Linked DNA regions of Homo sapiens: region 2 is linked to region 1. The links are chromatin contacts, found by Hi-C or POLR2A ChIA-PET in ENCODE. All regions are on one chromosome and are shown on one strand. The core of a region is the stretch at or near the end of the contact, and the rest is flanking DNA. Distances in the headings are between cores, read along the strand shown. Region 1 holds the start of RIIAD1 (regulatory subunit of type II PKA R-subunit domain containing 1). Region 2 holds the start of MRPL9 (mitochondrial ribosomal protein L9).

Region 1 (6,455 bases), core at 1,898-4,397:
AGCTGAGACTGGAGCCTGGGCAGTCTGGCTCCTGAGTCCACGCATTTAACTCCCACATCAAACATTCCTCTTGAGAATGGGAGCAGTGGTGAAGTCTGGCCTTTCTTCCTCTTCTGTCTCCATTTAAGCCCTGGATGAGAGAGAGTCTTTCTTTTTACTGCTTGATTCTGTGGACCACCTCCCATCCTTCCTTAGCCTGTTTTTTTGTTGTGGCCTGGAGCCACGCTCTGGCAGGTGCTTGCATTTGAGTGAATGTGTATGTGTGTAGACTTGATTACACTTCATCACATGGATGCCCGGGTCCCCCAAGTAGGGTCCCCTAAGATGGGGTGGCAGTGGGGGGAGGTGCTAGAGGACTCAGTGGTGGGTGCTCAGAAGAAGCGAATGACGGCAGAGCCAGGGAATCAAGAAGGGCACACACATCTTGAAAGTAACTTTCCACTCACCTACCCCACCCCCACTGCTCCTTTCCTTGCCTTCTAATCTGATCTTGGTATTTATGGAGATGCTAAACAGATCATGTCCTCTGAGGATGGAGAAGGGGAAGACCCTATGGCCCTGTTGATCTCATTACTCTATGTCTTCTCAGCAGATCTGCCGCCCTGCTGCTCATTCAGGCTTGGGGCTAATCATATTAATTGAAATATTAAACATTCACAAAAATGAATTAAAATGAACTCCCCTCACTCCTCCTCCCAGTCAGTAATTGGGGAGACAGCTGCAGACAGCAAAATGCGTCCAGTCCTTTGCTTAGTTTGTGGTCCCCAAAGGTGTCAGTCTGAGAGAAGAGGCAGGGTTTAGAGGAGAAGAGTTGTACCACTCATCAGACTCTCCTTGCTGAGTGACGGTGAACACATCTCTGGTGTTCTTTCAGGCCATGGGATGGGAGTCCTGTGAGGTAAAGGCAGGGGAGCCCTGAGACTCAGATGCCTATTCTGGAAAGTTTCTCTCTAGGAGAGAGAGAGGCTTCCAGGATACTTTCTCTGCCCACCACCCCCAAGCTCACCCTCTTTTTTATTCCTCTGCAGTCAAAGCTAGGCTGCCCTACATAAAAAGATTATTGAATTTATAAAGGGAGAGCTCTGATCCTGGCTTTAGATTCTTAGGAAATGAGAAATGCTGGATAATTGGGATATTTTTCAGAAAGGGCAAAATGTGGTGGTATGTGTGGGCAGAGTGGCTAGTCATGAAGTACTTACTGGCTTCCCTGATTGAATACAGAGTGAAGACATCTGCAGCAGAATTTATGAGAGTGCACAAAGAATTGATTCTATAACCTTCCTGCCCTCAAGTGGCTTCCACCTCAAGTGGAAGGTAAGACAGGCCAACACAATACATAATAGTGAGTACTGAGACGCTGTTAAAAAAACAAAAAGTAGCCCCTCTCATACATGGGCATTTGGGTCATAGGATGTGATCAGTGAAGAAAGGCTTGATTGATTATCAAAGCACAAGAAGATCACAGATTGGCAGACGGAGGGTATCAATCATTTCCTACTTGGAGGTGGGGAGGTAGAGAACACTGTGCATGCCTGTGTGTGTTTGAGTGTGTAGGTTTGCTGGTCCAGGCTCTGGCATTGTCTAATATAATACAAGCCACATATATGGTTTAAAAATGTCTAGTAGCCATATATAAAAGCAAAAAGAAACAAGAGAAATTACTTTTAATAATAAATGTTATTTAACCTGATATATCCAAAATACTATTTCAACATGTAAATCAATTACATGTTATTAATGAGATTTTTTTCATACCAAGCCTTCAAAATCCTGTGTGTATTTTATATTTGCTGCACATTTAACACCTACAGCCACTTTTCAAGTGTTCAAGAGCCACAGGTGGCTTGTGGTGACTGTACTGGCTGGCACAGCTCTGGAGGTGCCACCACCAGCTTCTCTGGAGGGAGTATGGGGAGAAAAGACAGATCTTGGCCAAGAGGAACCATTATCTCTGGTTAACCTCTTGCTCCTGCCGGGAAAAAAAAAATCACTTCTGACAGATGGCAGCTTATCTCTCTCTCACTCTATTAACTCTCTCTCTTAAAAAAAGACAATCAACCAAAATGATCACTAACCAAGATGGGGTTCCTGGGAAGTGGCTTGTAGCCCACTACCTAATTTACTTCTTGTGGTTTTCCCTGGCTTGGGAACTGCCAACACTTTCACTTCTTTTCCTCAGTCTTTGCTGGAAAGGACAGAAGCAGACCAATGATAACCCCTCCACGGCCAGGGCCTAATGCTGAGCTTGTTTCTCATGGTATTTTCTTGCTCCTTAGGGCAGTTGTTCACAAATCTGAAAAGACAGCCTCCCTTTTTTCTCCTGCTTCTCAGAAGGCCTCTGCTGAGCACGATCTCTGTGGGGGTAGGAGCTCGGCATGTGTGTATTGACAGACAGGCTCATGCCCTTTCTCGTGGCTATTTTCAGCTCTCTGGCTTTATGTTTCACTTTCTCTTCTTAATTAGATACTAGAAGAACAAATCTTGAAGACCAAATTCCCTTTCTCCTCCCGTATTCAGTTGGGAGTGGAATAAAATAATTTAGAATTTATGAGGAGCCCAGGGTGAAGAGAAAGTTAATCTACACAAAAAAGTCAGTCCAAGAGGGGGAAATTCTGGCAGAATGTCCCCCAGGTCCTTTCCAGCATCTTTAGTCGGACAGAACGTTCCTTCCTTTGCAGAACTCAGCTCACTCTATGTTCTGGGGTGCTTCCACGTTGTTTGAAGAATCCACGGCTCCAGTGTCGAATGTGTACCGGACAGAGGGACGGGTTGGCTTCTGGGACAGTGGAAAGGGAAGAAGCTTGGGTTCTCTTTCCCCAGTACTAGGCTTCCTCTAGCTTCTGTCCAAGTGAGGGAGTCTGGAAGCAGATTCGGGGAGACCTTTTTTCCTGTTTTACTCTAGAGCTAACAAAAAAACCCTGAAGTTGGGTGGGGTCAAAAAGGGCTCATTCCACATACAATTAAGTCCAGAAATCAGTCCCCCAATCCGGGAAAGGCGATCCTTTAGAGACCCACCCCCCAAGCCCCCGCCCCGGAGCTCACCCCTCAGTTCCCTCAGCCCCTAGCCCCTGCTTCGCTGAAGGGGCCGGGCTTGGGGGCAGGGCGGGGCCGGGGGCGGGGCCTCGCCGGCTCGCGGCCGGTCGCCTTGACGACCGCAGCAAGATGGAGACGCTGCCAGGCTTGCTGCAGCGGCCCGACCCCGGGGCGCTTAGCGCAGCGCAGCTGGAGCAGCTGCGAAAATTCAAGGTGGGTGCGCCCGCGCCCCCATCCAGCGTCCACCAAAGTGTAGCTGCCCCAGGACTGGGGCCCCAGACTGGGAAGAGAGCCGCCGAGAGAAGGGGAGCGGGAGCCTGTTCCCTGATAAAGTGGGGAGGGCGCAGGGGAGACCCCCGGCGGACCTCTAGGCGTCTGATCCCAGCACAGAGCGCGACGGGCATCTGAGAGTGCAGGAAGAACTAACTCAGGGACTCGGCCAGAGAAATGGGCCGAAATTACTGCCAGACACATCCGACCTTAGTAAAGGCCCCTCATCCTGAACAAGCGGCAGAATGATATTTTATCTGTAAGAAGATGGGTGGCTTAAACTTTCAAGCATCCTGGGGAAAGACTTGGGTTAAATGCGCACGCCGTTTCCCGCAGCCCTTCACATCTCCAGGGCTGAACCCTGAATCTGTCTCCTAATGGAAGTGACCCTTTGTTCTTGCCCCCCAGATTCAGACTCGGATTGCTAACGAAAAGTACCTAAGGACCCACAAAGAAGTAGAGTGGCTCATAAGTGGTTTCTTCAGGTAGGTGGTTTTCCAGGCTCTGGGATTTGTGGCACGCAGGGTTTTCTTCGTTATCTCTAGAGGTTTCCTTCAGTTATCTCTAAATTCTTAAAAATATGTCTATTCATTTACTTTAACCATAAGGATAAATACATACCTTATGACACTTGGAAGAGGGAATTTGGCGTTGCGAAACCCAACAGCCATCCACTGGGTGTAGAACACTATTCTCAACCATAGGAGCTTAACAAAATCACTAGTTGAACTTAAAACAAAAATCAGTTGTCTGGTTGGCCCTTCCCTACTTGAAAACATTACTGTAGAAAAATTCCAAGGGTTGGAAGCCACTCTTTTCTTGGGGAAGAGAAGACAATTTACCAGCGTATCCTGGAATATGTTCTTTCCTTCCCCCACCCTCCTTTCAGCCTGGCATTTGCTTGAATGGAAACATATCCTAATGGGATGAAGAAGGAGAATTAAAAAAATAAATCACGGAGCATCAGTGGATGAAAACAATAGAGCTATCTCAAATGCTGTTTGGTTATAGACAAATAGACAAGGTTTAAATAATTATAATGGCACCCATCTCCAGGCATTGTGCTGTTCCCCTACATTAGCACTTACCACACTGTATTGTAATTGAGCTGTCAATCTTCTGTTACTGGTCCAAAGCTCCGAGCTTGTGGAGTGTGTTTGTGTTCTCAGTGCCCACGCAGTGTGTGGCATCTTGGAACACTTTTGCTGATCCTCCCAGCACCTCCACAAAAGACAGGTGATTGTCATTTTTATTTTATAAGTGAGAAAATTTAAGCTTAGAAAGGTGAAGTACCTTCCCAAAGTTGCTGAACCAGGATTCAAACCCCTGGTTTTCCCACTGTATTGTGCTGTAAGCAGTCGGTCCCCATTTCCCCTCTGGACTGTGTGCTTATAGCCAGAGGTGGGCCCTCCCTTGTCTTCTCAAAAGTTGGCGAGGTCAGGCAAGGTGGCTCATGCCTGTAATCCCAGCACTTTGGGAGGCCGAGGCGGGTGGATCACCTGAGGTCGGGAGTTCGAGACCAGCCTGACCAACATGGTGAAACCCCGTCTCTACTAAAAATACAAAATTAGCCAGGCGTGGTGGCACATGCCTGTAATCCCAGCTACTTGAGAGGCTGAGGCAGGAGAATCGCTTGAACCCAGGAGGCAAAGGTTGCAGTGAGCTGGGATTGCTCCATTGCACTCTAGCCTGGGCAACAAGAGCAAAACTCCATCGCAAACAAACAAAAAAAAGTTGGCCAGGCAGATGCGTTGGCTCACGCCTGTGATCCCAGCACTTTGGGAGGCTGAGAGGGGTGGATCACTTGAGGCCAGGAGTTCGAGACCTGCCTGGCCAACATGAGGAAACCCTGTCTCTACTAAAAATACAAAAATTAGTCAGGCGTGGTGGCACGTGCCTGTAATCCCAGCTACCTGGGAGACTGAGGCAGGAGAATCGCTTAAACCTGGGAGGCAGAGGTTGCAGTGAGCCGAGATTGCGCCACTGCACTCCAGCCTGGGCGACAGAGCAAGATTCTATCTCATGAAATAAAAATTAAAAAAACTCACTATTCATATTATAGACGTTTCTCCAAGTGGCAACAAATTCTCAGAGGGCAGATAGGGGAAGGAAACAGAGAAAACTGAAACCTATCCAGTTATGAAGGTTGGCCAGGGATAAGCCTTGGGCAAAAGAGAGTTTAGGGATCCTCTGTCAATATCAGACCTGAGGATCAGGCCGTCACCTTTTGCAACTTTTCTTCTAAAGGGAAATAAGATGATATCGTTCCTATCCTGGGGAGCTTGCTCTCCAAGTTAGTAGTAGTTCCAGCAGAGAGATTGGGGATAGAAGTTAAAAGCTGAAACTAAATCAACATTTGCATTGCTCACAAACAACAGGATTAGAATGCTTGGGGTTGATGAATAAGAATGAGTTGTTTCAGTCACCTGTCAGAGATGGCCTTGATTCTCTCTTTGTCCAGGAACAGTTTCCAGGAGCAGCCTGGGTATCTGAGACTGGCTGCTGTGGGAACAGCCCCAGATACTTCCTTTCCTTTCTTACCATGTTCCTGTCAAGGCCAGGTAGGCCACCAGGTTTTTCTTTTTGCTGTCCCTAAAGCTACTCTACCTGAAATTCTTCTGACCTCTTTTCCTGGGTGGAGCTTGCAGAGGGTTTAGTGTTTGAAGTTTTAGGGTTTACTTTTGTTTGTTTGGTGTCATTGTTCCCTTTGATTGGTACCGGGATGAACCAGAATCAGCTTCTGTCCCTGCTGGCCACCTCACATGGTCCTTCCTATGAGAAAAGAAGAAGGGAGAAGTGAGGGCAGAGTCCTGAGCACCGTGCCTGTCCTTGTCTGTTCTGCAGATATCTGCTGTTGATACATTCCAAGCCAAAAGAAGCTCTGAAGGGTTCTTTCTGGGAAGCAAACTCCCCACTTGGGTTTTTTAGATCCTAATGATTTATGGCCATTCAGCCACAATTCTCCAGCCTATATTGGTAAATACAGCGTACCAAACTCTTAACACCTTGAGTTTTGGACCTGAAAAATGGAAAGAGTAGGAATCTGACTTATTTTAAGGTACACAGAAACCTCAGGTTTTGTGCTGCAGATATGATAGATAGCCAGGTATGAAATTGTAGAAAGTATTTTTTTTTTTTTTGAGACGGAGTCT
Region 2 (6,455 bases), core at 1,399-3,898, 42 kb after region 1:
TGATAGGCTCTTCTGGTAACTTTAATGTATGTGGGGCAACCACAACACCAAGCTGCAAAAAAAAAAAAAAAAAAAAAAATCTCAGCTCAAATGAACTCTGTTTTCATGACTGCCACTCTAGGGAACCTCATAAAGAGGGTTACAGGATTCCCTGCACAGGGATGAATAAAACTGGGGTGTCTACTCTGGCTGATTCCATGGGAGAGAAGGGCATACACCTTCATAGACGGTAGTAGAGAAATTCAATTCTGATTTCTCAGAAAGGGAGGTAGATTCACAAAGAGAAACAGGGCTTGAGGCCAAAACCACTTCATCCACAAAAGTAACAATTCTCCAGTGAGTCACAAATCCCCAGCATTTCCCTAGGTAGACAGGAAATAAATGGAAACCACCACCTTTTCCTATCAGTCTTCAAATTCTATGTGACCATCCTTAGTCCTTAGCCATTTCCTTCCCATATTCCTGCAAACTAACCAAGAATACTTTCCTTAACTACAACTGGATGATCACACCCCTTCCTAACAAAGGGATCAATCCCAGGCCTCCTTTCCAGAGGCAGCTTCCACCTCAGGGGTAGAGTGGTTTTTGGGAACACTCACTCACATTCTTAAAGAAGTGGCGGGCAACTATTTCAGGGTTCAGCTCCCATTTGACATTGTTCTTCATCCCTACCTCCAGGCGACAGCTTTTTAGAAATTTCACTGTCTGAAAGGAATTATGAGTTTGAGTCAAAGGAGAGGAAACATGTCAGGGTCACAGGGTATGCAAGCCAAGCAAGATGGCTCATGCCTGTAATCCCAGCACTTTGGGAGGCCAAGGTGGGTCTCCCAAAGTGGGTCACTTCAGCCCAGGAGTTTGAAACCAGCCTGGCCAACATGGCGAAACCCTGTCTCTACCAAAAATACAACAGTTAGCCGGGCATGGTGGCGGGTGCCTGTACTGATTATCTTCTCATGTGTCCATGTTCTCTCCAACTTGTACGTAAATATCCTTGAAGGCAGAGCCCTCATCTCAGACTATTCCATGGGTTCCCTGATTCCCAGATTGGGACCTCCCTTGGTACTTTAAGGCACTTCACCCAACACATCAGGGATCTCCCAAGAGGTCTCCATACCTGTTTTGTGGGGCAGCCACAACACTTCCCCTTTCTCCCACTCTTGGGTCTGCAATCAGGAGACCTCAAGGGAATCAGGGAGACTCTCAGGGTGAGGTTGGTAAGTCTTGTGACAAATAAACACTTTTTATGTTTCTACTCACCGCCTCACCTGCCTTGGTCTGGATCTTCTCTAATTTTCCTTCTTGTCTCAGCTAGAAAAGAAAGTTAAAGATGAAAAGCAGTAAAAGAAAAATGAGCCCATGTTAAATAGCATCAAACTATTCCTATGTTGGACATTGGCTGGGCTTCTGCATTCCTGTTCTTCTAGTTCCTATTTCATTTTCAAGTTAAGTTAAATGTCAAAGGGAAGGAAGCTGCAAGAGAAAAGAAGTTTTATCTCCCCAAGTCTCTCTGTCCTTCCTTTGAGCTCACCAATTTCTCCTCTTCAAACAGCTTCTTGTTTTCAGGGGATGCATATACAGCCAGTCCCTGAGGAAGGAGTCGATTCCGGCCTAAAGATTTCTTCACTGAGACCAGGTCACCCCGGACTCCAACATCTGTCAATTAGAACAGAGACAGGGGAATTAGAACCATCTAGGAGTCCCTAAAGAAAAGATGTCAAAAAGAGAAGCACCTCTTAGTTTCTCACAGTGCTTATTTTTCCTAAAAGAAATGCTAATTCATATTCACTAGGAACAAGATTTAAGAGACTGCTAATTAGTTTCTTTAGAACTTGATGTATAAATTTAATATCCCCTGTATAGAGGGAGTTGTCGTCCCATGGAGGATTTCAGTATCTGTGGCACAAATTGTCAGGCTCCTCTCCCCACACACTGTTAATGATGTTGCTGCCTTTATGTTTTAATTTTCAATGCTGGAGGCCAGTGTCACAATCACAATAGTTTTTATGGCTTCCTCTTCTCACATATAGAGTTGGATTGTTTCCACAAAGAAAAAGCAAGGCAAATAGTTGAGGGGGACGGGCTAGAAAAAGCTGATGCCAAACCGGACCAGCCTGAGAGGAAGCGCCTCGGCCCGGGCCTTACTCTCCACCGACTGCGTCAGGATGAGCTCCAGGTTTTCTTTGGGCCGATGCTTCGTGTCCTCCACCAGCTTATAGACGCGATGTCGCCGGTGCAGGCGCGGCTTCCGGCCCTCCCCGGCCAGCGGTACCTTCCACCAGCGCTCCACGATGACCGTGCCCTGGCGGCCAGGAAAGCGACGGTAAGCTAGTCTCCACAAGGAACACCCTCTCCCTCCACCACGGCCGCCAGCCCCTCAAGGAAAGCCCGCCACCCCCACATCGGCCCCCTCCAGGTCCCAGTGCGCCTCCAGAAACAATACTCGAGCGTATCTACCCCCTACCCCAGACTCAGCCCTCACCCGATTTTGAGAAAGGCTGAAGTTGCAGGCCAGGTCAGGGGCGTTCCCTTCATGTCGCGGCCGCAGTAGCTCCTGGACGCCTCCCCGAAGCAGCCGTCCAGCGCCCGCCCGCAGCAGAGCTCTGCCCGGGGCCGTGACAACGGGCGCCGCCATGTTCACAGGCACAGAATGAGACCTGAGGGAGGACCCCGGCGTCGGCGGCAGGAAAGGCCCCCGCCAGTGCTGCCTGCGGCGCGCCGGTACGGCTGAGCGAAAGTATGGGGAGCGGGCCGGGGAACAGATGGCACCGCGGCTTGCCTATTTTTGCTTTTTGGCAGAGGTGACGGACGCCTAGAATTACTGACTGATAATGGAATGAGTGTTAGGTGGACTGACGCCGGAAAAGACGCTCTTCCTCTTGAAAGTGTGGGCTTTGCTGTAGCTCCAGTTGCTGGGCTAACTTTTAATTCTAACGTTCTGTGATGACTGGATACTGACCGGAGAATGAATGATGCTCTCACTTTTCCTTACTTCAAATCTACCTAAAAGTGGTAAAGGATGGGATCCCTTGGAAAACTCTGCCAGCTCCAGGAGGAGCCTGACCCTTAATCATTATACTGCAGTATTTAAGCTAATAAAGGAGAATTCTAAATCACAAGCTATGTAAACCGTAGAAAAAAAAGCAACTATGGTAAGGCCGCGACAGTTCCCTCTGGGGAGGGTCTCAGTACTGGACAGAAGACCATAAAAACTGGATGAAAGAAGGTCCATTTGGCAGAGATTATGGAAAGACTGGCCCTTAAACATACTGACCAGTCCTCCTTCCTCCTAAATACACTACTTGGCCTCCTGGACACCGGTCTTCTTCAGTCTCGTTTGCTGATTTCTCCTTTTCTCCCCGCTTCTTAGAATGCCCTCGGGACTCCGTTTTTGAACCTTTACTCTTCTCAGTATACACTCACTGTTGATCTCATCCAGTCTCGTGGCTTACAATACCATTTATAAGCCAATGACTCCCAAATTTCTAGTTCCATCCTAGACATCTCCCAAACTCGTCTCAAATATTCAACTGTTTATTCGTCATTTTCCTCTTACGTATCCAAAGGACACCTCAAAGTTAACTGTCCCAAACTAATTTATTTATTCCCCCCTCGCCCCCAAAACTGCCCCATCTGCAGCCTTTTTCCTCTCAGTTGACAGAAACTCCATTCTTTCCATTCTAACTCTTTTCTCTCATACTCCATCAGGAAATCCTGTGGGTTCTACCTTTAAATTACAGATAGTCCCTGACTTGGATTTACAATTTTTGAGTTTGTGATGGTGTGAAAGTGATGTGCACTCAGTAGGACATCAATAAGTTACATGAAATATTCAACACTTTATTATAAAATAGGCTTTGTGTTAGATGATTTTACCCAACTGTCGGATAAGTTGTCTGAGCATGTTTAAGATAGGCTAGGCTAAGCTATGGTGTTTGGTAGGTGTATTATATGCATTTTCAACTTATGATACTTTCAACATACGATGGGTTTATCAGGACATAACCCTATTTTAAGTCAAGGAGCACTTGTATTTCCAGAATCCAGCCACTTGTCACCACCTCCAATGCTCTACCTTGGAATAAGACACTACTTTCTCCTGGATTACTGCAATAGTCCCCTAAAAGATATCCCTTAATTCTCTACAGTTTATAATTCTATGTAGCTTATTTATAGCAGCCAGAATGATCTTTTTAAAGCATAAGTCAGATCATGTCATTCTTCCACCCAAAACTTTGTAATGACTTCCTCCTTTACTCAAGGTAAAAGAAAAAGGCCATCAGATGGTCTACAAGGCCATACATACTCTGACCCCATTAGCTCCTCTCTAATTTACACTGCTCCACCCACAGTGGCCTCCTTGTTTCTTGAAAACACCAGGCACGTTTCCTGCTCAGGGCTTTTGCACTGGCTGCTTTTGCGTTGGATGCTCTTATCCTCAGATGCTGGCTTGGTTAACAACCTCACATCCTCCAAGTGTTTAATTAAATGTCAGTTTTTTTCAGTGAGAGATCACCCTATTTCTTACTGTAACCCTGACCCATCCCCTTCACATTCCTTATCTTCCTTTATCTTGCTCTATTCCCCCCACCCCATAGCAGTTACCTTCTAACATACTAAACAATTTACTATGTTTATTTTCTAGGTTTGTCCTCTCACTTTTAGAAGATACGTTCCATAGGGCAGGGATTTGTTTTGTTCACTGATGTATCATCTCAAGCACCTAGAATAGTGCCTGGCTAATAGTAGACCCTCAATAAATATTTGTTGAATGGATAAATATGCAGAGGTCTCAAAGTGGCAGTCCCAGAACCAAATTTTGCTTACAATGTTGTTTTTTTATCAACAATTTTTTAGTAGTTGATTTTTTTTTTTTTTTGAGTTGGAGTCTCGCTATGTTGCCCAGGCTGGAGTGCAGTGGCACGATCTCAGCTCACTGCAAGCTCCGCCTCCTGGGTTCACGCCATTCTCCTGCCTCAGCCTCCCGTGTAGCTGGGAATACAGGCGCCTGCCACCACGCCCGGCTAATTTTTTGTATTTTTAGTACAGACAGAGTTTCATCGTGTTAGCCAGGATGGTCTCGATCTCCTGACCTCGTGATCCGCCCGCCTCGGCCTCCCAAAGCGCTGGGATTACAGACGTGAGCCACCGTGCCCGGCCCAGTAGTCGATATTTTTTAAAATTGGTGAGATTTACTACAAAACTGTCTTTCCAGTTTCTGTTCAAAAATCATACGATACAGCACCATCAAGTCTGCATTCTTGCATGGAACTGGATGGAATTGAGTTGTGTGGACTTCCTTTAGATAACGTGTGAGCTTTCCTATTTTGCTACAGCCCTACCCTGCCACTCCACTAATTTCCATAAGCTGTCTAGGCCCCTGAAGGGGCCTAGACAATTAGTTTGCAATTCCTACCCTACAAGGATCCTGGGTTATTAAGGGTAGGGATGATAATAAAAATACTCAACTGGTATGAACTGGGAACCAACTAATCAGGTCACCACTGGATCAGAGCCTTGGAAGAGTCAGATACCAACTCTTTACTTGCTGGATTTTGGGGGAAGGGGAGTGTCCACAGAGGAGCAGGGTGGGTGGGCACAAGTGCTCAGGCAGGGCTTTTGGCCAACCAGTACAGAAGTCTTCAAGTTCTATTTTTTAATCATTCATACAGCCATAACATGCATACTAGTCGAATATGAGCCTTGGATAAGGGATTAGGGTAGATAAGCAGCAGAGTGGAGTCCTGAGGTGACATAAGGGCTGACCCCTTATCCATGTCATAGTGCCCACTGGGTCACAATGCCACCAGGTTGCCTAAACCTCTGCCACCCACCTGTGAACTTCACTTTGCCACAGGGAGGCACTGAACTGAAAAACTGCCTTGTAAGAGGTGTCGCCCCTCTGTCTACTCCCTTTCTTATATCAAGAGGGGAAAAACACGTAACTACCTCTACCCGATCTGGTCACCATACGCCTATTACCTTTACTGTTACAAGTACCGGATCACTCTCCGGGAGAAGATGCTGCCTCGTTGTTATAAAAGGTACTTGTTTTCATCTCTATTTGTAGTTGTTTATATAAAATGTAAGGAAAAAGTAAAAGAATTTGAAAGAATTTCCCAAATGGCAAGAAATAACAACAGAATAGGGGGTGGAAAGCTGGCATGGAACTTTAGAATTTTTCCATCTGGTTGGGCCCAGGAACATAGAAACAGGCTGGACAACAGAAAATACAGAAGATCATGCCAGAGCCTGGTACTGTGTATCTTCCCACCTCAGATTCCAAGATAAACTAATTTGGGTCTCTTTCCCAACCAGCATCACTTATAAGGAAGAGGAGGACTTGACACTCCAGCCCCGTTCCTGCCTCCAGTGCTCCTGAGTCCCTAGTAGGCCTCCAGGAGGGCAAAAGCACCGAGCAGGGTAACCACGACCAGCTTAAAGAACTGTATTCGGTA

The links. A loop is a pair of places that touch in the nucleus more often than their neighbours do. ChIA-PET counts read pairs that join two places held with the same protein, here RNA polymerase II (POLR2A). Pooled maps may share reads with other maps.
Region 2: a map of B cell shows a loop between it and region 1 (5-fold over the local background). The contact joins the promoter of MRPL9 here to the promoter of RIIAD1 in region 1. A Hi-C loop is called at or near these places in 4 of 168 maps with a recorded cell type or tissue (B cell, naive thymus-derived CD4-positive, alpha-beta T cell and natural killer cell), 7 of 37 single-sample maps with no recorded cell type and 12 of 50 pooled maps. POLR2A ChIA-PET finds 5 or more read pairs at or near these places in 11 of 52 experiments (CD4-positive, alpha-beta T cell, H1, HEK293T and 7 more).

The regions. Positions count from the first base shown.
Region 1 is chr1:151,718,375-151,724,829 of GRCh38, forward strand. RIIAD1 (regulatory subunit of type II PKA R-subunit domain containing 1) reads left to right here and starts at 3,148. Exons shown (of 5, transcript NM_001144956.3): 1 at 3,148-3,246; 2 at 3,712-3,788. The coding sequence starts at 3,163. RefSeq lists a silencer at 3,033-3,102.
Region 2 is chr1:151,760,848-151,767,302 of GRCh38, forward strand. MRPL9 (mitochondrial ribosomal protein L9) reads right to left here and starts at 2,649. Exons shown (of 7, transcript NM_031420.4): 1 at 2,480-2,649; 2 at 2,143-2,299; 3 at 1,529-1,653; 4 at 1,258-1,308; 5 at 604-705; 6 at 1-52. The coding sequence starts at 2,632. It overlaps OAZ3 (ornithine decarboxylase antizyme 3), which reads left to right and starts at 5,808. Exons shown (of 5, transcript NM_016178.2): 1 at 5,808-6,041; 2 at 6,316-6,452. The coding sequence starts at 5,875. It also overlaps a transcript of TDRKH not described here. RefSeq lists an enhancer at 2,420-2,799.